Linked DNA regions of Homo sapiens: region 2 is linked to region 1. The links are chromatin loops, found by intact Hi-C in ENCODE. Cell type or tissue: heart left ventricle. All regions are shown on one strand. Links, peaks and the distances in the headings refer to the core of each region. The heading gives the core; the rest is flanking DNA. Region 1 overlaps WIPF2 (WAS/WASL interacting protein family member 2). Region 2 holds the start of LOC124904000 (a long non-coding RNA gene).

Evidence for each region. A loop is a pair of places that touch in the nucleus more often than their neighbours do. Peaks named below come from ENCODE experiments on the same cell type or tissue, not always from the same donor. Only the 100,000 strongest peaks of a DNase experiment are listed, where the experiment ranks them.
Region 2: a loop joins it to region 1, with 2.4 times the contacts of the local background. A loop is called at or near these places in 5 of 110 quality-filtered maps.

The regions. Positions count from the first base shown.
Region 1 is chr17:40,270,693-40,282,339 of GRCh38, reverse strand. WIPF2 (WAS/WASL interacting protein family member 2) reads right to left here. Exons shown (of 8, transcript NM_133264.5): 6 at 8,341-8,550; 7 at 5,156-5,257; 8 at 1-4,155. The coding sequence ends at 4,115. Among named protein-coding and RNA genes, the nearest start is that of CDC6, 11 kb to the left of the region's middle. RefSeq lists enhancers at 1-357, 358-1,294. In heart left ventricle, for the core only: no CTCF peak of the experiment used is centred there; no DNase peak of the experiment used is centred there.
Region 2 is chr17:39,987,397-39,998,842 of GRCh38, reverse strand. It overlaps PSMD3 (proteasome 26S subunit, non-ATPase 3), which reads right to left. Exons shown (of 12, transcript NM_002809.4): 4 at 10,024-10,160; 5 at 8,914-9,104; 6 at 8,646-8,749; 7 at 3,775-3,889; 8 at 3,548-3,667; 9 at 3,316-3,419; 10 at 2,505-2,660; 11 at 1,463-1,513; 12 at 884-1,339. The coding sequence ends at 1,262. It overlaps LOC124904000 (a long non-coding RNA gene), which reads left to right and starts at 3,896. Exons shown (of 3, transcript XR_007065751.1): 1 at 3,896-7,250; 2 at 9,948-10,249. RefSeq lists a silencer at 6,409-6,586. In heart left ventricle, for the core only: no CTCF peak of the experiment used is centred there; no DNase peak of the experiment used is centred there.

The DNA.
Region 1 (11,647 bases), core at 2,470-10,469:
CACCAGTGGAATGAGATTTAAGACCACTAGAGAAGGAACCCACTAAATTGCCAGAAACAAGAGTAGAAAGAAACAGCAGTTATCAAGGAAGATTTTAATTGCTTCAAAGAGGGAAAGGAAGAAAGCACAGAAATCTAATGCAAGTAAAGGCACAATGAATGTGGAGTTGAATGGAACCAAACCCTTCCTTCGGTTAAAGTTATCCTTTTTTTTTTTTTTTTTTTTTTTGCGTGTGGTTTTGATGGTGGTTGTAGTTTTGTTTCGTTTTGTTTTTAAGAGATGAGTCTTGAAGGCAGAGTTGTAATGGCCCTCCTCTCTCCCCTCCCATTCCCGAAATTAGGGTAGCTTAACAGAAAGCCACCTTGACCACATGGCCAGGGACTGAGATTCAATGGGGAAAGAAAGACTGTAGCTGGAATGTGAAGAATTTGATTTGCAGTTGATTGCAGGTTGGGTTTCCGGAAGGGCAGACAGCTCAATGTAGTGCCATCATAGGGCCTCAGATGCCCACACTCCACCCCCAGAGCTTCACAAAATGGAAGGACCCTGGAGTCACCCTTCTCCCCCACCCCCATAAGCACTCAGCCTACAGATTATTTCAAGTGATCAGGAGAATTAAAACACACCCCAACCCTGAGTTGCTCTTTAGCAAGTCTATTTACAATTTTTTTCTCACCTCTCCCTGGAGGTAAATCTGGGTTTCAAGTTGGGAAGCCATGGGGTGAGGGAGTTCCCCAGTGCAATGGCCGATGACGAGTATCCTTGCCACTGCCAGTTAACAGGGCTGGGATGAGCTCCTGTAGACAGCAGCCTCACATCCATCAGCTAGGGTAGCCCTAGGTTCTCACTCTGTTGGCCTACGCTGTGAAAATGATGGGGCTCTGCAGTGGAGCAAATCCCCATGACAGAGAAAATCACACCTGGAATATCAAAGTGCTTTGGTCCAGGTTCAGTGACCAGAGAAGAGGAAGAGGGGCATCTAGCTCATTTAAAAACCTGGAGGTTTGCCCTGCTTCCCAGACAGGGCAGTAAGAAACAACTATAACGTTTTTCCCATTAGGGAAAAACATCACAAAACCAAACCCATAGAAGGGCTTTTAACACAGCTTCCTGATGCTTAGCTGGGCAATGTCTCTTCCTTCTGTGGGGGGACAAGGGAGTTAATGGGACTGGGCAACAGCCTCAACATGAGACCACCCAATCTTCCACGAAAGAGACGACATTCCCACAAGCAGATAAAAAGAGCAGTTTAAAAGGTGAGGAGTTTTAGTGCTCTTGTAGCCAGCCCACCTTAAACCTAAATTAGAAGCTTTTTACAACATACAAAATAGACTGATAACTATGCAGATCACATTCCCATCTTCAATAGTAAATATACATAGTAATAAATCTATTATTAACAGTGGGACCAAATAACATATAAGGCAGACATTTAAACAGGTGTTGTATCATCAACATGCTCTAAAAAAAACTCATCTGACTAGATCTAGACCCAGGCCTTTTTGCATGAGGCCAAGACAACAAGTATACAATCAATACCCATGTGACACAGTCCAAGTGCTGGGGAATATGAGGGGGCAGTGGGCCATGGGGAGGAAGATATCAGCCCCAGTGAAAAGCTGGGGTTTGGCTTTACTCGTGATATTTTGATGCTCTATGTCTGAGTAAAGGAGGAAAAAAAAAAAAACACTTTGATAACGTACAAAAGGCATCGACTCCCATTTCAAAAATAAATGGGAAGACTTCACAGTCAAAGTTCAGTCACTTGTCAGTATCTGCCCTGGAACTCTGATGCAGTATCAACTCTTGTACTCTCTCCTTTTCCCTCCACTAGCATGCCCTCTCTCAGTTGTTTGGTTTGTTTGTTTTCTGAGATGGAGTTTCACTCTGTCACCCGGGCTGGAGCGCAGTGGCGCCATCTCCACTCACTGCAACCTCCACCTCCTGGATTCAAGCGATTCTCCTGCCTCAGCCTCCCCAGTAGCTGGGACTACAGGCACATGCCACCACGCCCAGATAATTTTTGTGTTTTTAGTGGAGACGGGGTTTCACCATGTTGGACAGGCTGGTCTCGAACTTCTGACCTCAGGTGATCCGCCCGCCTCGGCCTCCCAAATTGCTGAGATTACAGGCATAAGCCACAGCGCCCGGCAGTTCTGTTTGCTTCAGGATGCTAGGGATACTTCTGGGAGATAACTGCTAACAGATTAGAAAGAAGAATGATACATAAAAAATGATTAGGAAAAGTTTGGTGACAGACCTAATCATGGTCTGTCCCAGAGTTAATATGGTCCAGGGGATGGCAAAGGACAGCAGACCCCATACACATTACCCCCGTTGAGCCCTCCCTCACCTAGCACTGGGGAGACTTGGGTTTCACCTGGCACCATGCACAGATCCCTAGCCTGTGATCCAATCAACTGGAAAGGTCTCTAAGACAGTTTAAGCCTGTGATGTGTGTGATTAAATTTTTTTTTTTTTTTTTTTTTTGAGACGGAGTCTGGCTCTGTCGCCCAGGCTGGAGTGCAGTGGCGCAATCTCGTGATTAAATTTTTAAGCTAATTTTCCCCATCCATTTCAAAGAGTAGCCATGGTCTCCTTGCTCTCATGCCACGCTCTGAGCACCCTCTACACATAGCAACAGTTGTAGAAAACCAAAGCATCTGGTGTGTGGAGCCCAAGAGCCCCATCCTGCTGTCGGAAAAAAAGAAGTCCTCATCCAATCAGCTTCCTACCTAGACTGGGGACCTCCATTTTCTCTGTGCTCTTTAGGACCCGGAAGACAAAGAAACAACCTATGGCTGGCTGCCAAGGAAGATCTACTGAACTGAGGCAAATCTCAACAAAGTCTTTGTGCTTCCTGGCATAGAAGAGTATCTGAATATCTTCATAAGCCTCTGCTCACTTCTTCACCCTTCTGTACTCTGCTGTGTTAAACCGTGCAGTCCTGGGAAGGCAAGGGTGGTAGAGAAAGGAACAGGAAGAGTCTGCTCAGTCAGGTGGGCTGTGAACTTCAGTACAGGCAGGACTTAAAAGTCCTTTGCAGCCCCACAAAGCCAGCTCCTTCCATGAGGGGCTTCAACCTGCCCTTCTTTGTTATCCTGGAGCACCTTCCAGGGGCTGAAGGACAGAAAGAGCCACTGACAACTTCAGGGCCAGTCAGAAAAGACTGAGGCAGACACAAGATTGAGGTTAAGGCCCAGGCCCACGCCCTATCTTCCTATCTCCCACCAGAGGTTTTTGGGGTTTGTGAATCAGGAATGAATGATGCCCTCCACAAAAAGTGACTTTTCTTTCAAGGGCATGGGCGGTAAGGGGGAGGAAAAACATCCCTCAGCCTAGCACCCTGAAGCAGTGGGGTGAGGGGTCCCAGAGGGTTCAAATGGCTCCTGTTCCCTTTGCTGCAGAGAACTGACTAGTTCTAAAATGGTCTTCAGTTTATTTCACCCTTTCTTTTTATTAAATGTTAAGTTCAACTGATTAGTATTTAGTGTTTATATCCAATTTATCCCTGGGGTGGTGGGGTGGGGGGGCAGCAGGTGAGAACAAAAACAAAATACCCCCAAAAATAAAGCAGACCCAATTCCTTGCCCTTTCTCCAAATATGACCTTTAAAACAGATCACTTCTTGGCAAACTCCTTTCTTGCTTCACTAAAAATGCTCCCCTCCCACCCATAAGTCCTGGTCATGCCAGCCTCCTAAATGATGAAATATAATATACCTGCCAAGCTTCCCCCACAGTGGACAGGAGAAGGAAGGAGTACCATTCTCCACCCTGCCCTAACAGTGAGTTAATTCATCACAACAAGGCACCTTTCCCCAAGAGGAAGGCAGAAGACACGGAAACTTGTTCCTCATGTGGCTAGCAGGGCTTGCTGGAGGAAGGATGGATGCAGGGTTTGAGATCCTACTGTCAATATAGAGTCTGATCACCAAATCCAGAGATGAGATGCATAGATGGAGGTGAGCTGGGAGGACATTTGGAGTCTAGGGCTTGATTGCATTGGAGAAACATGTTAGGAGCTCTCATGCAGGTTTCAGGGGAATGGAAGGGACCATCTGAGAAGAAGAGAAGGTCCATCCTTTTCCTGAGGAACGGGACCAAGCCAGGCTTCACCTGAGAATGGGTGGCAGAGGTGGGGCTCCACGGGCAGCTGAAAAAAAACAAAATAAAGACCACACACATACAGGTCACCCACCAGAATCTGAACAACCCACACATTCCTAAAATGAGAGACAGGCTCTTTAAGCTAACCTTTAAAATCTGGGGACTACGTGTTATTATTGTTTTGCCTAAGAAAATGAAGATGAGTGGCCAGGCAAGGTGGCTCACGCCTGTAATCCCAGCACTTTGGGAGGCCGAGGCGGGCGGATCACCTGAGGTCAGGAGTTTCAGACCAGCCTGGCCAACCAGGCAAAACCCAGTCTCTACTAAAATTACAAAAATAATCCGGCATGGTGGCACACGCCTATAATCCTAGATACTTGGGAGGCTTAAGCAGGAGAATCACTTGAACCTGGGAGGCAGAGGTTTGGGGTGAGCCGAGATGGCACCACTGCACTCCAGCCTGGGTGACGATAGGGAGACCCTATCTCAAAAAAAAAAAAAAAAAAAGGACAACGAAGATGATGAGAAGCAATTTTTTTTCTTTTTTTTTGAGACGGAGTCTCCCTCTGTCACCCAGGCTGGAGTACAGTAGCGTGATCTTGGCTCACTGCAACCTCCGCCTCCTGGGTTTAAACAGTTCTCCTGCCTCAGCCTCCCGAGTAGCTGGGACTACAGGTGTGTGCCACCACGCCCAGCTAATCTTTTGTATTTTTAGTAGAGACGGGGTTTCACCGTGTTAGCTAGGATGGTCTTGATCTCCCGACCTCATGATCCGCCCACCTCAGCCTCCCAAAATGCTGGGATTATAGGCATAAGCCACCGCGCCCAGCCTAATTTTGTATTTTTAGTAGAGACAGGGTTTCATTATGTTGGTCAGGCTGGTCTCGAATTCCTGACCTCGTGATCCACCCACCTTGGCCTCCCAAAGTGCTGGGATTATAGGTATGAGCCACTGTGCCCAGCGAGAAGCAAATTTTAACCTAAGAAAATGCACAGATTCTACATTCTATGCAATTATGGAAAAACCTTCTTATTATTATTCTCACCTCGGTTTGTTTTGCTGGGATATATCCTCTGAAAGTGTTTATATTCTTCTGGAGCAGGAAAGTCTTCTACTGGATGGAAGGAATACTTTGACTCAAAATCATCTGCGAAAAGAATAGAACATTAATTCCTATCATCCTTGCTTGTGCTCCCACAGGCCTCTGATCGCTTCGACCCTCCCCACTTACTAATCTCTCAGGCATTCTGAGGTACTGTGAGGACCTACTGCCCCACCAAACCAACCACCCTGAGAACAGCAGCAGCATCACCCCACGTGCCTTGCATGCACAGAGCATGTATTCAAAACCTCTCTGTACTAAGTAGTGCGTCTTTGAGCCCATTCTTTATTTATTTATTTTTTGACAGTCTCGCTCTGTCACCCAGGCTGGAGTGCAGTGGTGCCCACCACCTCACCCGGCTAGTTTTCTGTATTTTTAGTAGAGACGGGGTTTCACCATCTTGGCCAGGCTAGTCTCAAACTCCTGTGCTCAGGCAATCTCCCCACCTGGCCTCCCAAAGTGCTGGGATTACAGGTGTGAACCACGCCTAGCCTGAGCTGATTCTTTAAACCTTTCCACCAAGTCAGGCACAGAACAGGAAAGGAGCTCAGTTGTTTGCATGGTAGCAGAAAGAAATATAATTCTTTTTTTTTTTTTTTTTTTTTTTGAGACGGAGTCTCACTCTGTTGCCCAGACTGGGGTGCGGTGGCATGATCTTGGCTCACTGCAACCTCCACCTCCCAAGTTCAAGCGATTCTCCTGCCCCAGCGTCCCTGAGATTACAGGCAGGCACCACCACACCTGGCTAATTTTTGTATTTTTAGTAGAGATAGGGTTTCACCATGTTGGCCAGGCTGGTCTTGAACTCCTGACCTCAGGTGATCCACCTGCCTCGGCCTCCCAAAGCGCTGGGATTACTGGCGTAAGCCACCAGGCCCAGCCAATTCTGGGTTTTAATAACATCTTACAGACTGTCACCACGGGAAAACAACTGATCTAAATCCAGAAATTGGTAGGAATTAATTTAAAATGGGAATATCTGTCTATGACTAGTGAGAGATTTGACCAGATGATTCCCTTTCAGTCCATGTTACCTTCACTTACATAGTTGGGACAGCCATCTCATGGCTTCTACTACTACTTTCTACAGCCCCTCCATCAGAAAGCTCAAATTTTCTGTAAGTGCGGCTTGATCACATCCCAAAGGTTTCTACAATAAGGATATATCTTTAAAGCAAAAACCCTGGCATACCTAATAGGAATAGACTAGAACATGGAGGACAGTGGGTAGGTAAGGACAGCAACCATTAAAGAATCTAGAAGCTGGGCATGGTGGCTCATGCCTGTAATCCCAGCACTTTGGGAGGCCAAGGTGGGTGGGTAGCTTGAGCCCAGGAGTTTGAGACCAGTCTGGGCAACATGGCAAAACCTCATCTCTACAAAAAAAATACAAAATTAGCCAGGCATGGTGGTGCACACCTGTGGTCCCAGCTACTTGGAAGGCTGAAGGATGGGAGGATTGCTTGAGCCTGGGAGGTCGAGACTGCGGTGAGCCGTGATTGCGCTACTGCACTCCAGCTTGGATGACAAAGCAAGACGCTATCTCAAAAAAAAAAAATCTAGAGTGTTAGGGTTGCAAGGGACCTTTCAGAGATTTCTTCCAAGGGTCCTCAACAGACGGGTCTAACAATAGCCTATGGACAACCTTTACTTAGGGTTACATCCCAGAACCAAGGAATCAGAATCTCTTAGGTAGAGCCCCCCCAACATTTATAATCTTGGAAAAGTTAATCTGATACACTTCTGATCTAGTCAACCTAATTTTACAAATAAGGGAAGTGAGGCCCAGAGAAGTAACGTGACTTCCTCAAAATAACACTGCTAGTTAGTGGCTTTGGATTAATGTGTGTAATGTTTTGGGTTTTGTTTTTTTTTTTTTTTTTTTTTGAGACGGAGTCTTGCTCTGTCACCCAGGCTGGAGTGCAGTGGCACAATCTTGGCTCACTGCAACCTCCACCTCCTGGGTTCAAGAGATTCTCCTGCCTCAGCCTTCTGAGTAGCTGGGATTATGGCTGCGTGCCATCATGCCCAGTTAATTTTTTATATTTTTAGTAGAGATGGGGTTTCACTATGTTAGCCAGGCTGGTCTCAAACTCCTGACCTCAGGTGATCCGCCTGCCTCGGCCTCCCAAAGTACTGCGATTACAGGCGTGAGCCACTGCACCCAGCCGACTTTTTTTTTTTTTTTTTTTTTTTGAGACAGATTCTCTCTCTGTCGCCCAGGCTGGGGTGCAGTGATGTGATCAATGGTTTGCTGCAGCCTCAACCTCCCTGGACTTAGGCAATCCTCCTGAGTAGCTGGAAACACAGGCGTGTGCCACCACACCCAGCTAATTTTTGTATTTTTTAGAGAGATGAAGTTCCACCATGTTGCCCAGGCTGGTCTTGAGTTCCTGGGCTAAAAGCAATCCTCCCACCTTGGCCTCCCAAAGTGCTGGGATTACAGGCATGAGCCACCACGCCCAATCCTTTTTTCTTTAATATTTTTTGTCATTCTTTCTTCTTTTTTCTTTCCAGGCAATGTGCCATGGGACTTTTCTTTTTTTTTTTTTTTTTTTTTTTTTTTTTTTCAAGAATTCCAAGGAAAGGCTGGATGTGATGGCTCACATGTGTAATCCCAGCACTTTGGGAGGCCAAGGTTGGAGGACTGCTTGAGACCAGGAGTTTGACAGCGGCCTGGGCAACAGAGACCCAGTCTCTATAAAAAATAATTAAAAAATAATAATTCCAAGAACAATCAAGTGTTTTGTTTTTGAAGAGCTAGAAAGGAACACTCCTTCCTAGGAGAATACATAAGTCCTGTCTGAATAATCCTAAAGAAGATACAGAGTCTCTGACCTAAAAGCTAGCTACAAAAAGTGATCTTTGGAGTGGATTTAGAGTTAGCACAACACTTGCTGATTTTACTTCAATCTACTCCAAAGCATCCATGCTTAGAATTCATATCAAGATAAGGAAGTCAATGAACACAGCCCATACCTCTGAGGATGAAGTCAGCAGGAGAACTATTGTGAACAAAGGATCCCATGTGGCCATTCCCACTCTATGGTGGCCATCTAGCAGCCATGGCACTGGAGTGGGTGAAGTCACCGCAGGAACCATGAGACTACAGATAGCTAGCTACTCACCCAAGAAAGACCGGACAGTGGTGATAGAATCTCTGTGGCCATTCCTCAGGGGCGGTGGAGGAGGAGGGGGTGGCCCAGCTGGCGTCCTTGAGGGTGGAGGTGGGGGCTTTCCTCGGCTCGGGGGTTCTGACCCATGCATTCGGTATGGTGGTGGGGGAGGGGGAGCATCCCTGGCACCATTTCGGATCACAGGTGGTGGGGGTGGAGGAGCTGCAATTAAAATCCAAAGTAGTTAGGTTTGGATGTGGAGACGGCAAGGGGTAGAATGACTTGAAACACATGAGCTAAAAGAGTAACACACCCCACAGAGGCTCACAGTGCCTGGTTCCCCTTTGTCCTTATTACTTGAACAGCATCACCATTCTTCCAGATACCAACATTCAGAATAAATGTATGGCCTTTTTACATTTCCTACCAGTCAGTCAGAACCCTATCTGTTCTTGATTTTTTTCCTGCTTTTCCATGCCTTCCTCCACAATTCTAATTCAGGTCTTCCTTATATTTAGCCTGTTCTCTACTGCAAAAGCCTTCCGAATGTTCTCCTTGCTTTGTCTCTTACCCCTCCAAATTCATTTTGCATAACACCAACTCACCAACCTCCCTAAAAACTTGATCCAGTTTTTTCAAAGGCTTTGCACTGCCTAAATCATAAAGTCTCAAACTGTGGCTGGGTGTGATGGCTCACGTCTATAATCCTAGCACTTTGGGAGGCCGAGGCGGGAGGATTGCCTGAGCTCAGCAGTTGGAGACCAGCCTGGGCAACATGATGAAACTCCATCTCTACTAAAAATACAAAAAATTAGCCCGGTGTGGTGGCGTGTGCCTGTAGTCCCAGCTCCTCAGGAGGCTGAGGCACAAGAATCACTTGAACCTGGGAGGTGGAGGTTGCAGTGAGCCCAGATTGTGCCACTGCACTCCAGCCTGGGCAACAGAGAGAGACTCCATCTCAAATACATAAATAAGTAAAAAAATAAAGTCTCAAAGCCTTTGCTTACATAGTAACCTACCACACCAATCAGCTTGAGCTTGGCTTCTCCTCTTCCCTTCTTATTGCTAGGCTAGGTTAGGAGCCCTCCTCTGCACTTCCACTGCAGCTTGTGCATACCTACCACTTGAATAGACTATTATAATTATTTATTCTGTGTGCTCTTTCCCCAGTATACTGTGTACCCCTTGATGTCAGAGCAGTTCCTCCTTCTGGGTTCCCAAGTTCAGCCAAATGTACAGCACACAGCAGGTGCTCAATCAATGTTTGCTGAATAAACCAAATTATATGCTTTGCTCTTGTGACTCCCCTCACAATATTCTGATATCCCCCCTTCCCTTACTACCAAATCCTCCCTACCCTTCAAGGTTCAATCCAAGTCCCATCTTCTCAAGGCTTTCCCAAAGCAATCCATTTTCTTCTGAGTCCCTCCACCTCTGCTCTCCCACAGCATATACAGGCTATGTCACTTACTCTAATATCAATGAGCGATTTTCAAAATATATACAGCAGATTCATTGTGGGAAGTTACATATGTCCAGTAACAGTCTCATTGCTCAAACACTGCAAACACCTCTTTTGGAATTGCCTCCAAAGCAAGTTTATCAGTCAGAGCTGTAAACACTATTATATGATGGTCACATTTCATTTCTGAGGTCGCCCCACCACCATCACCAATGAAAATATTCATACCTATGCCAGGCACGGTGGCTCACGCCTGTAATCCCAGCACTTTGGGAGGCCGAGGCGGGAGGATCACCTGAGGTCGGGAGTTCGAGACCAGCCTGATCAACATGGAGAAACCCAGTCTCTATTAAAATACAAAAATTAGCCAGATGTGGTGGTGCATGCCTGTAATCCCAGCTACTCGGAAGGCTGAGGCAGGAGAATTGCTTGAACCCAAGAGGCGGAGGTTGCGGTGATCCAAGATCGTGCCATTGCACTCCAGCCTGGGCAACAAGAACAAAACTCTGCCTCAAAAAAAAAAAAAAGAAAATGTTCATACCTATGTCTGAATCTGCTTTTTGGTGATTCCAAAAATCAAATTCACTCTTAAAAGATGAAAATTTGCCACCAAGTAGAAGGTAACGTCAAAAGCATGTGTCAAGAAATGGCAATATGACTGGAATATAATAGATTCTAACGTGTTTGTCTTACTCCTATGCTCTGTATTAACTAACAATAATAGCAGCTACCATTTATTGGGTATCTATTATGTTCCAGGCATTTTCGGTGTATTAAATCTTTAAAAAGTCTTATAGCCACACATGCGAAGTATGTAATATTATCCCCATTTCACAAATGAGAAAACTGGGACTCAGGTTATTTGTTTAAGGTCACAGATCAAATAAAAATAGGCAAGGCACATGTCTGCTCTTTCTACTCTCCCACACTGCTTTTCGTAACTCCCAGTATTCTGCATAGTATCTTCCCAACCAGATTTACAATCCAGTGGCTTGGAAGTGCATCTTTTGGTATCTAGGCCATGTTCAATTTTTTTTTTTTTTTAAGAGACAGGGTCTCACTCTGTCACCCAGGTTAAAGCGCAGTGGTGGAATCATAGCTCAGTGCAGCTTCAAACTCCTGGGCTCAAGCAATGCTCCCGCCTCAGCAAAGGGCTGGGATTATAGGCATGTGCCACAGCACGTGGCCCAATAAATAGTTGTGACCTAAATAGTATGTGAAGAGACTACTCAGCTTAACAGACAAAACTGTTTTTAGTAGTAAAACGGTATCTTGGCTAGGCATAGTGGCTCACATCTGTAATCCCAACACTCTGGGAGGCTGAGGCAGGCAGATTGCTTGATGCCAGGAGTTCGAGATCAGCCTGGGCAACATGATGAAACCTCACCTCAAATTTTAAAAAAGTACAAAAATTAGCCAAGCGTGGTGGCACACGCCTGCAATCCCAGATATTCTGGAGCCTGAGGTGGGAGGAGCTTGAACCTGGGAGATGGAGGCTGCAATAAGCCAACATCGCGCCACTGCACTCCAGCCTGGTGACACAGCAAGACTGTCTCAAAGAAAAGAGTATCTTATTATTCCTCCTGATTACTATCAGAATTGCTGTAGTGACTATAGTTAAGCATGTAACACAGTAATAGAATAACATACACACACACACACACACAATCTGGCACAATAAGCCCAATAAATGTTTTTGCTTCCCGTAAGACACACTCAGAATGTCAACTCTTCCTCACTGTTTCCAAGCTTTGTTCAGTAGAAACAGGGGACACTAGATGCAATAATTAAAGAGAAATCTTGTAACTCCCAGCAGATCTCTGAGCCTTGTTTTGATTCCAAATCTACTCAAACTAA
Region 2 (11,446 bases), core at 1-8,000, 280 kb after region 1:
CCAAAGTGCTGGGATTACAAGCGCGAGCCACCGTGCCCGGCTAAGTTCACCATCCTATATGGGTGCAATTTGTGGTGCCCCAACAATGACAATAGTAACATCAAAGATCACCGATCACACATCACCATAACAGATATAATGAAAAAGTTTGAGATATCGAGAGGATTTACCAAAATGTGACCCAGAGACGCTAAGTGAGCACATGCTGTTGGGAAAATGGCACCGACAGATTTGCTTGATGCAGTGTTGCCAGAAACCTTCAATTTGTCCTTTTCTTTTTCTTTTGAGACACAGTCTCACTCTGTTGCCCAGGCTGGAGTGCAGTGGCGAGATCTTGGCTCACTGCATGCTCCACCTCCCGGGTTCAAGCAATTCTCCTGCTTCAGCCTCCCAAGTAGCTGGGATTACAGGCGCCTGCCTCCATGCCCAGCTGATTTTTTTATTTTTAGTAGAGACGGGGTTTTGCCATGTTGGCCAGGCTGGTCTCAAACTCCTGACCTTTAGTGATCCGCCCACCTTAGCCTCCCAAAGTGTTGGGATTACAGGCATGAGCCACCATGCCTGGCCAAACCTTCAATTTGTAAAAACTGCAATAACCGTGAAGCACCATGAGGTGTATTGGGAGATGAAGGTCTGCAGCTGGTGATGGACACATGGTACACCTTTCCTAACAAGACCTTACCAAAGCCACACAAGTACGAAAAGAGAGTAAACCTAGGCCCCCGACCCCAGGTCAGGGTCCCTTCATCCTCCCCTGGGCACCTCCCCATCTGCAGACCCATCGCCCTCAGATTACACACCTGGGGCTAGTACTCTAAGGCCAAAAAACCCAAAATCTGAGCCTGCCAATACTGCAGTGAAGTATAGTAACTGATGCACAAAGCACTGTGGAGAACTTTTTATTGTTTAAAAATCATAATCGAAGCTTCAAAAAACATACAAGCCAAGACATCCCAGTTCTAGTCCCCCACTCCCTAAAGGAGTACACAGAACTATCCTTCCCCTCCTGCTCCCACACTGCTGGCCAGGACCCTGCCCGGGGAGGTTGCCTGCCCACCCTCCTGCCTGCTGTACAGTAAGTCACCGGCTGGGGAGGAGCCCTGGGGGAGGTCAGGGTGGCTGGCTCCCAGCACCCCCACCCCCTGCACGAATGCAGCATATGAGCTGTGTGTGGGAAAATGGGGACAGTGCCCTGGGCAGGGGACCCCCAAGGGGGAAAGAGCCTGTCCCCATTCCCCCTACCCCTCCCCAGCCCCCCAGCTCAAGGGAAGCTGTCATCATCATCTTCTGCCATCTCCTTGGCAAACTCCAAGTCCTGCTGTTCTCGCTCACGCCGTTCCTGGGGAGAGAGGCAAGTGAGGCCAAAGCTTCAGAGCAGCTCAGCCCTTCCAGACACTCGCCCGACTCCCCTTCTGTGTGGAAGTTTGACCTTTCGGTCTCACCCAGAAAGCAGAGAGCTTACCTCTGCAGACTCCAAGTCCTTGTTGTACGATTTGGGAGGAAACCTCATGGCCTGGGGCACAGCAAAGAGAGGAGATGAGCGAGGGAAGGAAGCAGGTGAGGCACTCACGCAACCTGCACTCCCTGCGTCCCCTCTGTGAGCTAGACACCAGGCAGGAAGCGGCGGGCCCCTCTCCAGTTAGTCTAGTGGGGGGCTAGGCATCAAAGGAATTATTACAGTGCCCTGTGGGAAATGCTGAAAAAAGAGGAATAAACGACCAACTCTCTTGACTGGGCAGGGAGGAGGAAAAGGAGGAACACAGTGGATGTGGCAACGGGGAGAGGCCTTCCCGGTGGAGGATTCCATGTGGGAGGGGCCTGGCCTGCACCCAGTGGGCTGGCTGCTGGGTGGTGGGGCAGGAGTGGGAGGGGAGGCTTGACCTAAGGGACCAGGTCACAAAGGGCCTTGCATGTCACGTGGAGTAGGGCTTAGCCAGATTTTAAGCAAGGCAGCAATATCCTAGTTTCCTCGGAGGAGACCAGAAAAAAACATGGCAAGCAAATAGTAACAGCGCCAAACTCAGTGCTTAACTGAGGATAAGGGCTCACCCTTTTGTGGAGCTAGATACCAGCGCCATCTTTTTTACAATTTAGACTTCGCTAAGTGCCTCAATACAGGGACTTCTTTTAATCTTACCAACCCTGTGAAGCAAGCAAGACAGGTAACACCTCCCTATCAGCTTCAGAGATGGAGAAACAGAGCTTTGAGAAGTTAAATGCCTCAAATTTGGAACCAAATGTAGAACCCCGCCCTCTGAATCCCTGCCTGGTCCTCCCTGGTGACCACATCATCCCTTAAACGCAATAGGAGAGGGCAACTGGCTATGGAACTATGGCCAAGTCCCCTCCCCATTCTGGGCCCCCTGTGCTGCAGCTCAGTGATTTTACAGAGATTGGCTGGGACGTGGGCCACAAATTAAGCCAGTCTTCTCTGAGGAATCCATGAGTGTGGAGGGAGGGGTGTGCTGCTGCCAGGCGTGACTCTGCAGCCACGGGCTTCTCACCTTGACAGACATGTTGTGGATATCTAGGCAGAAGGAGATGCGCTGGTGGAAGGCTAGCTGGGGCTCTCGGGTGGAATAGATGTCAATCATCTCCTTGGATTGGACATAGCCCTTCTCGTGGTTGATGCTGGCCTCAATGACACCATCCCGGATGGCCTGCAGGCCCCCAAAGAGGAAAGTTCACCAGCACACCCAGCTTCTTCTTTTTTTTTTTTTTTGAGATGGAGTCTCGCTCTGTCACCCAGGCAGGAGAGTGCGGTGGTGCGATCTCAGCTCACTGCAACCTTTACCTCCCGGGTTCAAGCGATTCTCCTGCCTCAGCCTCCCAAGTAGCTGGGATTACAGGAACCTGCCACCAGGCCTGGCTAATTTTTGTATTTTCAGTAGAGATGGGGTTTCGCCAAGTTGGCCAGGCTTGTCTCAAACTCCTGACCTCAGGTGATCTGCCCATGTCAGCCTCCCAAAGTGCTGGGATTACAGGCATGAGCCACTGCGCCTGGCCCAGCACGCCCATCTTCTAAGTCAGAGAACATCTTGTTCCATCCCATTCCTCTGCCCTCCTTATATTCTCACACTCACAGGCACTATCATAAACTCAACATGTGCACACACCTACACTCACACACTCACATGCACATCCATGCTCTCTCTGGCAACTTCTTGGCTTCACTGCAAATGACGGGCACGCCCTGAAATGACTATGCCATTGCTTTACCTATTCCCCTCCTTGGCCAAACTCCTCCCACTCCTGCCTCCTGAGATTGGCAGGAAAGTGACAACCTGGTCACTGTGGTTCCTGAACCAGCCCCACCTTGGCAACAATGAACTCTGCATCTTCGGGGCTATCCAACTGCAGCTTCTGGGCGATGTCAGCCAAGGAGATTCGGGAATAGGAGAGGCTGATCATGCGTACACCTGGGAGAGGAAGGAGCGATGGGGTGGGCAGAGTGGACACAGACCCTTCACTTGCCCAAGGATACCCACTAGGTTTGCCCTGGCCTGGCTTCTGCTCCTCCAACAGCCCCTCAGATCCTGATCCACACCTGTCTTAATCACGTTGTGCCGCAGCCGGATAATTAGGGTGTAGGTCCCATCTGCTTGAAACTTCTCCCCAAACTGATCCAGGACCTGGTTGAACTTGGCTAGGTTTCCTGTCCTGACAGCTGCAGGCAGAACAGGAGTAGATTGGATGATGCAAATAGGCACAGGCATGTAAGAGGCCCCACTGAAGGGGGCCTAGTGGGCTCTGGGGTGGGGAAGCCAGCCTTACCTTGAGTCAGAAGGAAATAGGGCATGAGTGAGCGCTTGAGGGAGGGCTGGCGGAACTGCAGCCGGTCAGGGATCTCCCCCAGCAACAGCTCCACCACGATGAGAAGCTTGTGCACCTGGACAGAGTGACAGGGGAACACAGTGGGCAGGGAGCCCCATGGGCGGAAGAAGAAAATGAAATGTGGCCTAAATTCTGCCAGATGTAGTGGGAAACAGGGAAAGGGATCACTGTTTAGGCCCAGAGAGAGGAGGAAGCCCTGAAAACCTGTGCTGGGCATAGAATCCAAGCTCTGCCTTTGGAGCCGGGTGCTGGGAATGTGGCCCTTTGGTCACATTTGGTCGCAGAGCCGTCAGCTGCATTTCACCTGGCCACCCCGCGCGTAGTCTGCTCTGAAATGACAGTGCTCTAAAGTGAGGCCAGAAGGGCGGGTGCTGTGGCTCAGCAACAGCGAGGGACCAGGGCTCACAGGCCTGGAGAACGGAACGTGTGTCAGCCAGAGATGCTCATTAGGGAGGCGGACTGTTACTAGAGGAGAGGAGGTCATCAGTGGGTAGAACTCATTATCTGGGTAGAGGCATAAGTGCAGGAAGGGGCCTGGCTTCAGTGAATGAGCAGAGTATCCAGACATAGAAGGGTAACTGGAAACCTGGACCTGTCTTCCTCTACAGGACTGTGAAGTATTTCCGAGTGGTGCTGACCGTGGGTGGAGTCAGCATCGCGGAAGAACTACAGTGGAGGGAATGACGCCCCCCAACTCAGGAGTTCACCAGCAAACAGGAGGCACGGAACACAAAGCAGCTAAATCGTGGGGCAGCAAGTGTCACAGGAGACAGGGGTTACAACGGGAGTGTGTGATCACACCTACGGCCAGGCAGACCCTTCACCCTCCACAGGCACCCATGAGGCTGCCCTGTCCACTGGAATAACTCATGTGTGAGGGGAAATCCCTGGAAATGGTTAATTTATGAAGTGCCTTAAGGAGTCTGACAAAGCAGAAAAAGGAGGAGGGTCAAGGGTACAGATTGAAAAAGAGGCAGAAAAGTGTGGGTGCCTGGGGAGCTGTTAGGAAAGAGACAGTTGGGACCGCAGTCTGGGGACTATGCCATTGCCATTTTGTGTGCCAGGCTGAGCAGTATAAAGTCTGCACGTAGAACACTTGGTGTCTAGTCTCTATTCACTAGCTAGGAAACACTGAGCAACTGGGTCCTTAGTTCCTCATCTCTAAAACTACCAAATAACAATAACAATACCTAGCCTGTCTACCTCACAAGACCGTTATGATACCCTACAGCAGTGGGGAGCAATGGAAGCTTCCCAGGCAAGGGAAGGACAGAGCTGGAGCTCTGCTTAGTAAGGCAAGTGAATGTAAGCTGGGCTGCTGGAGAGGAAGATGACCAGGCAGAAGTGTCTGGGAATGTTAGTGGCTCAAACCATGGCACTGGCAATATGAAGGAACAGGCAAACACAGAAGATGTGCAGACAATTCAACAGACGACCAAGTGATGGGAAGGAGGATGGGGGAGAGTCAGAGATGATCCCAAGGCCCTGATCTGGATCGGGAAAGCAGGAGGAAGGAATGGTAAGGGGGCCAGGAGGGATCTCTTTGGGACACGCTGTAGAGAGAGACATGGGGAGTGGGAGGGGGAGCTGGATCTGCAGGCCTGATGCTCGTGAGAGGGGTCAGAGTTAGTGTTATGGGCTAAACTGCATCCCCCTCAAGTTCATGTTAGAGACCTAAACCCCAGTACCTCAGAATGGGACTCTATTTGGACACAGGGCCTTTAAAGAGGTAATTATGGTAAAGTGAGGTCATATGGGTGGACCCTAATCCTACATGACTATTGTCCTTCTAAGACAAAAGCAGGACACAGACACGCACAGAGGGAAGACCATGTGAAAACACCAGGAGACGGCCATCGACAAGCAGACGAGAGAGGCCCTCAGAAGAAACCAATCGTGTCACACTTTGCTGTTGGACTTAGAGCCTCCAGAATTGTGATGAAATCAATTTCGGTTGTTTAAGCCGCCAAGTCTGTGGGACCTTGCGGTGGCAGTGCCAGCAGAGTAACGGAGTTAGTAATGTACAGGCTGAAGAGCATCATGCAGGCGAGCGCTGAAGCTGGGAAAGCAAACAAGGTCACTCAAGGAGAGAATGAGGGTTTTACTATCGACAGAGAAGCTCTCAGAGTGCTCTGCTGAGGCCCAGGTGGTGAGAAGGAGCAGAGAGAACACTGGAGGGAAGGGGCTGGCCAGTGCACTGTTGGGGAGGGAGCCAGGGGAGACAGGAACGGCCGCCTGAGAGAGGAAGCAGCAGGGCTGGGGGTTTTCTTCCCGGAGACTGAAGCAAACAGGTGATGGGCCAAGGCTAGAAGAGAGAGGAAGGAGTGTGATGGAAAACACAGGTAGTGAAGCTGGTGTTAAGTAAAGACAGGGAGGGTGAAAATGGGCGGAGAGAGACATTCAAGTTTACAAGAGACAAGGTGGCTGCAGGAATGAATGCTAGCTGACCTCCGCTTTGAACAGGATGAGCCAGCACCGCCCTCCTCAGAGCGCTCTGTGCCACCAGCAGCACTGGCATCACCCAAGGCCTGTTAGGAACACAGACTCTCTGAATCGGAATCTACAGCTTCATCAGAGCCCCAGGTGATTCTGTAAGCTGGGTGGTGACAGGGGTACGGCAAAGGTGTGTGAGGGCAGAGGGCAGAGGGCTGGTTGCAGGCCTTCTCCCAAACATGCCTTCACTCCCGCCCTCTCTCTCCCTGCGCTCCCTCACCAACAGCCCGAGACCTCTCTTCCAGCTCTCTACGCCTTCCTGCCACTGAGATTTAAATGCCTGAAAGCCTCTCTCATGGTACATGACACATTTTATATATGTTAATTACTAGTATTTTTAGTGATTTTCAAAAGAAACTTTAGTGTCTCTCATATTGTAAGCAATCTAACATTTTGCTCACGCACCCTGTGTGTCTGAAAAGCCTTTACTCCTTGTGAAAATCCTACCCATCTTTCAAAGACCAGTTCAATTTTAATGTTTGTTTTTTTTTGAGACAGAGTCTTGCTCTGTCGCCCAGGCTGCAGTGCAGTGGCACGATCATGGCTCACTGCAGCCTCGACTTCCTGGGCCCAAGTGATCCTTGCACCTCAGCCTCCCAAGTAGCTGGGACTACAGGTGCATGCCATCACGCCCAGCTAGGTTTTTAATTTTTGCAGAGGCGGTGTCTCCATATGTTGCTCAGGTTGGTCTCAAGCAATCCTCTTGCCACAGCCTCCCAAAGTGCTAGGATTACAGGTGTGAGCCCTGTACCTAGCCAACTTTTTCTTTAAGACCCTTTCTCTTTCATTATTTGATCAAAAACAAATCTGACTTTCTCTGAACTTCTGAACAGAAATAAAATGAATCTCCTACTACATTGACCTAATCAACACACGTCTCCCGTTCCCTGTCAAGACACCATGGAGGTGGATGTTGTGTGAAGGTAGGAGCAGAGGTTTGAATTTGGGAAGACTGGGTCTACATCCTGGCTACTGGGCTCTGTGACTTCACATACACCCTCAAGCTTTCTGACACAACATTCTTTATCTCTTTGAAATACTCTAATAATAAGAAATACCTGGCCTGGAGCGGTGGCTCACGCCTGTAATCCCAGGACTTTGGGAGGCTGAGGTGGGTGGATCACTTGAGGTCAGGAGTTCGAGACCAGCCTGGCCAACATGGTGAAACCCCATCTCTACTAAAAATACAAAAAATTAGCTGGGCGTGGTGGCAGGCGCCTGTAATCCCAGTTACTCGGGAGGCTGAGGCAGGAGAATCCCTTGAACCCCAAAGACAGGGGTTGCAGTGAGCCAAGATGGCACCTCTGTCTCCAGCCTGGGAGACAGAGCAAGACTCCGTTTCAAAAAAAAGAACCAAAAAAACAAACAAAAAAATTAGTTGGATGTGGTGGCAGGCGCCTGCCCAGCTACTGAGGAAGCTGAGGCAGGAGAATCACTTGAACTCGGGAGGCAGAGGTTGCAGTGAGAAAAGATCGTGCCATTGCACTCCAGCCTGAGTGACAGAGGGAGACTCTGTCTCAGAAAACAAAAAACGAAAGAAAAGAAAGAAAGATCACTTATTATCCTCCCTTCCTATCCCTTACAGTGCCTAATACCAAGGTTGATGCTTAAATACTTGCTGACTGACAGCTCTTAAGTGGCCAAGTTTTATGTTTACTTGAGCCACTCAGCCTTGCAGAGATTTTCTGGGTTCCTTGGCCACAGACAATACAGTTTCCAAATGTGAACATGAAGGACTAGATAAAAACCTGGGGTTTGTATCAACACAATCTAGGTCCAAGCCTGGAATGACTGTCAGGAGCGCTGGGGAATCAGGAATATTCTAAACCTATCTGCCAGAAACACTCTGAATATCCACTGCCAGAGGTGCAGGTAGTGTCTGCTTCATTGACACCCACAAATAGATGTGAAGCAACCTTTTGCAGACATGGCAGCTCGCACCTGCAATCTCAGCACTTAGGGAGGCAGAGGCCGAAGGATTGCTTGAGCCCAGGAGTTCTCACCTGAGCAACAGTGATATGCCTGTCTCCACACACACAAAAAATAATAATAAAAGTTGAAGTCCTTCTGGATAGGAAGGTTAAGGATGCCTTTCCTAGCCCCTAGCATAGAGAAGAGAACTGAAGTGGTAGGGAATGAGTAACAGGCAAAGGGGCCAGGCATGGTGGCTCATACCTGTGATCCCAGCACTTTGGGAAGCTGAGGTGGGAGGACTTCTTGAACCCAGGAGTTCAAGACCAGCCCAGGTAACATAGCAAGACACCATTTAAAAAAAAAAAAAAAAAAGAGGCAAAGGGATGATGGTAGTTGTGGCTCACCGTCTGTTTGAAGCCGACAGCTGTGTGCTGAGGGGCCTTGCGAAGGGCGTTGGTCATCGTTCTCCGGGCCTCTGAGTACTCCAGCTGGATGGCTTTGATTCGCCCTGGGAGTGGAGGAGAGGAGAGTTGGTCAACAGAGTAGGGTCATCCAACTCCCCACCGACAAGCCAGGGTGCCAAATGGGCCTCTTATGCACCACCCCTTGGAAAATTTGCACCAGGCAGGCCTGAGACACCTTCTGATTTATGGGTTGGGCCCCTCTGCTCACCTGTGTAGTAGAGGTACCTGGCCCACTCATTGTTGTTGGCCTGCTCTGGGAACACAGACTTGGACACCAGCTTCTCAGCCTGGTCGTACAAGCTGTAGTGTAGGTAATTCCGCAGCAGGAGGTTCAACAGGGTGGCCTGCCCGTCTGCGTCATGCCGAAGCGTAGCTGTCCGGAGCCGAGCATGCAAGAAGCTTCAAGAAGGAAAGAAAGATGTCAAAGCCTTCAAATCACAACTCTCTGAACTGCCTTTAACTCTTCGCTCTTTCTCAATTCCTTAAAAAAGTTATACAAATTGCTTTTCTGGTTATTTGCTGAATACTGTTAACTATCGAGTGCCTAAGGTGTACAGCACTATTCTGGGTGCGACAAAGGGACAAAACCCTGCCCTTAGGGAATGCAGTGCAGTGGGGGAGGCAATGGTCATGAGAAAGAAGCACAGCCTGCAGTGTGACAGAAGATGGGAGGCCTGTGAGGCCAGGGGAACTGCAATGGGGAATGCAGGACGTGAGAAAGATGAGTTGAACTTTTCAATAGCTTGGCCAAGGCAGGACTCACTGAGAAGGGATCAGTTAAGGGAAGGCTTGAAGGAGGCGGAGAGAAGAGTGTTCTGGACAGAGGGGCAGCCAGTGCAAAGGCTCTGAAGAAGAGTGTGCCGGGCACACCAGAGGAAAGGCAGGCCAGTGGGGCTGAGGAGCAGGAGGAGGTGAAGTCTGGGAGGTCAAAATGGAGCAGATCACGTCAGGCCTTATGAGGTATTGTAAGGACTTTGTCTTTCCTTGAGACGGGAAGCCACTGCAGGTTTTGAGCAAAGAAGTAAAATGTTTTCTAGCCTGTCCCTCCACCCCTAACCCACCCTCAGTCCTACCTTGATGTGGGGTGAAGGGAAGAACCTGGGGACAGTTCTTTACAGCCCAGCAGTGACCCACTTCTTCATCTAGCACCAGTCTCTCTCCCACACCCCTCACGTGGCGCAGGGCATGGGAACCACTGCCCCTCTTCCCTGCTTACATCTACAGGTTCTTCGCCCTCTGCAGATCCACAGCTGTGTGCTTGTGACTGACCAAGTCTCTGACCCCACGGACCCCAAGTGAGATGCTTGGCTGCCTGTACCTGCGCACCACATCCAGCTTGTCCAGGAACTCATAGACCCGGGCGTGATAATAGTAACACTTTGCGGCTACAAGGTCTAGGGCCCGGCGGTTCTGAGTACTGATCTTCTGCATCAGATCATCAGAGATCTTCTGTGCCTGGGGAGGAAGCCAAAAGAGAATCAAGTGGCAGTTCCTCAAAAGGATAAACATGGAGTTGTCATTTGAGCCAGCAATTCCTATCCTAGGTATGCAAGCCAAGAGAACTGGAAACTTAGGCTCACATAAAAGCATGTACACGAATGTTCACAGAAGCATTATTCATAACCAAAGAGTAGAAACAACCCAGGTGCCCGTCAGCTGATGAACAGATAAACAAAATGTGGCACATCCACACGAGGGAATATTACTCAGCCTTAAAAAGGAAGGAAGTACTGACACACACTACAACATGGGTCAACCTTGAAAACATGATGCTAAGTGAAAAAAGCCAGAAACCAAGGGCACACGGTGTGTAATTCCATTTACATGAAATGTCCAGAGTAAGTAAATCCTCAATAGAGACAGGGCAGATTAGTAGCGGCCAGGGGCTGGGTAAGGGGAAAATGAAAAGTGACTACTAATACGTATGGTGTTTCTTTGTGGGGTGATGAAAATGTTCTGGAATTAGGGGTGGATATACAACTTTGGGAATATACTAAAACCCACTCAATTGTAGTATACTTTATTTATTTGTTTGACGGAGTCTCGCTCTGTCACCAGGCTGGAGTGCAGTGGCACAATCCCGGCTCACCACAACCTCCGCCTCCCTGGTTCAAGCAATTCCCCTGCCTCAGCCTTCTGAGTAGCTGGGTCTACAGGCACACACCACCACGCCCGGCTAATTTTTTGTATTTTTAGTAAAGACAGGGTTTCACCATGTTGGCCAGGATGGTCTTGATTGTCTGACCTCATGATCTGCCTGCCTTGGCCTCCCAAGGTGCTGGGATTACAGGCGTGAGCCACCATACCTGGCCTGTAGTACACTTTAAAGGGGTGAATTATATCTCAAAAACAAACAGCCAAGTACAGTGGCACGTGCCTGTAATCCCAGCTACATGAGAGGCTGAGGCGGGAGGACTACCTGAGCCCAGGAGTTCAAGACCAGCTTGGTTAACATAGCAAGACCCCATCTCCAGTAAAAACAAAACAGTGGGCCAGGCGCAGTGGCTCATGCCTGTAACCCTAACACTTTGGGAGGCTGAGCCCAGGAAATCACTTGAGCCCAGGGGTTGGAGACCAGCTTGGCAAGAAGGTGAAATCCTGTCTCTACAAAAAAAATGCAAAGATTAGCTGGGCGTGGTGGCACATGCCTGTAGTCCCAGCTACCCAAGAAGCTGAGGTGGAAGGATCACTTAAGCCGGGGAGGTCAAGTGAACTGTGATCACACCACTGCCCTCCAGCAT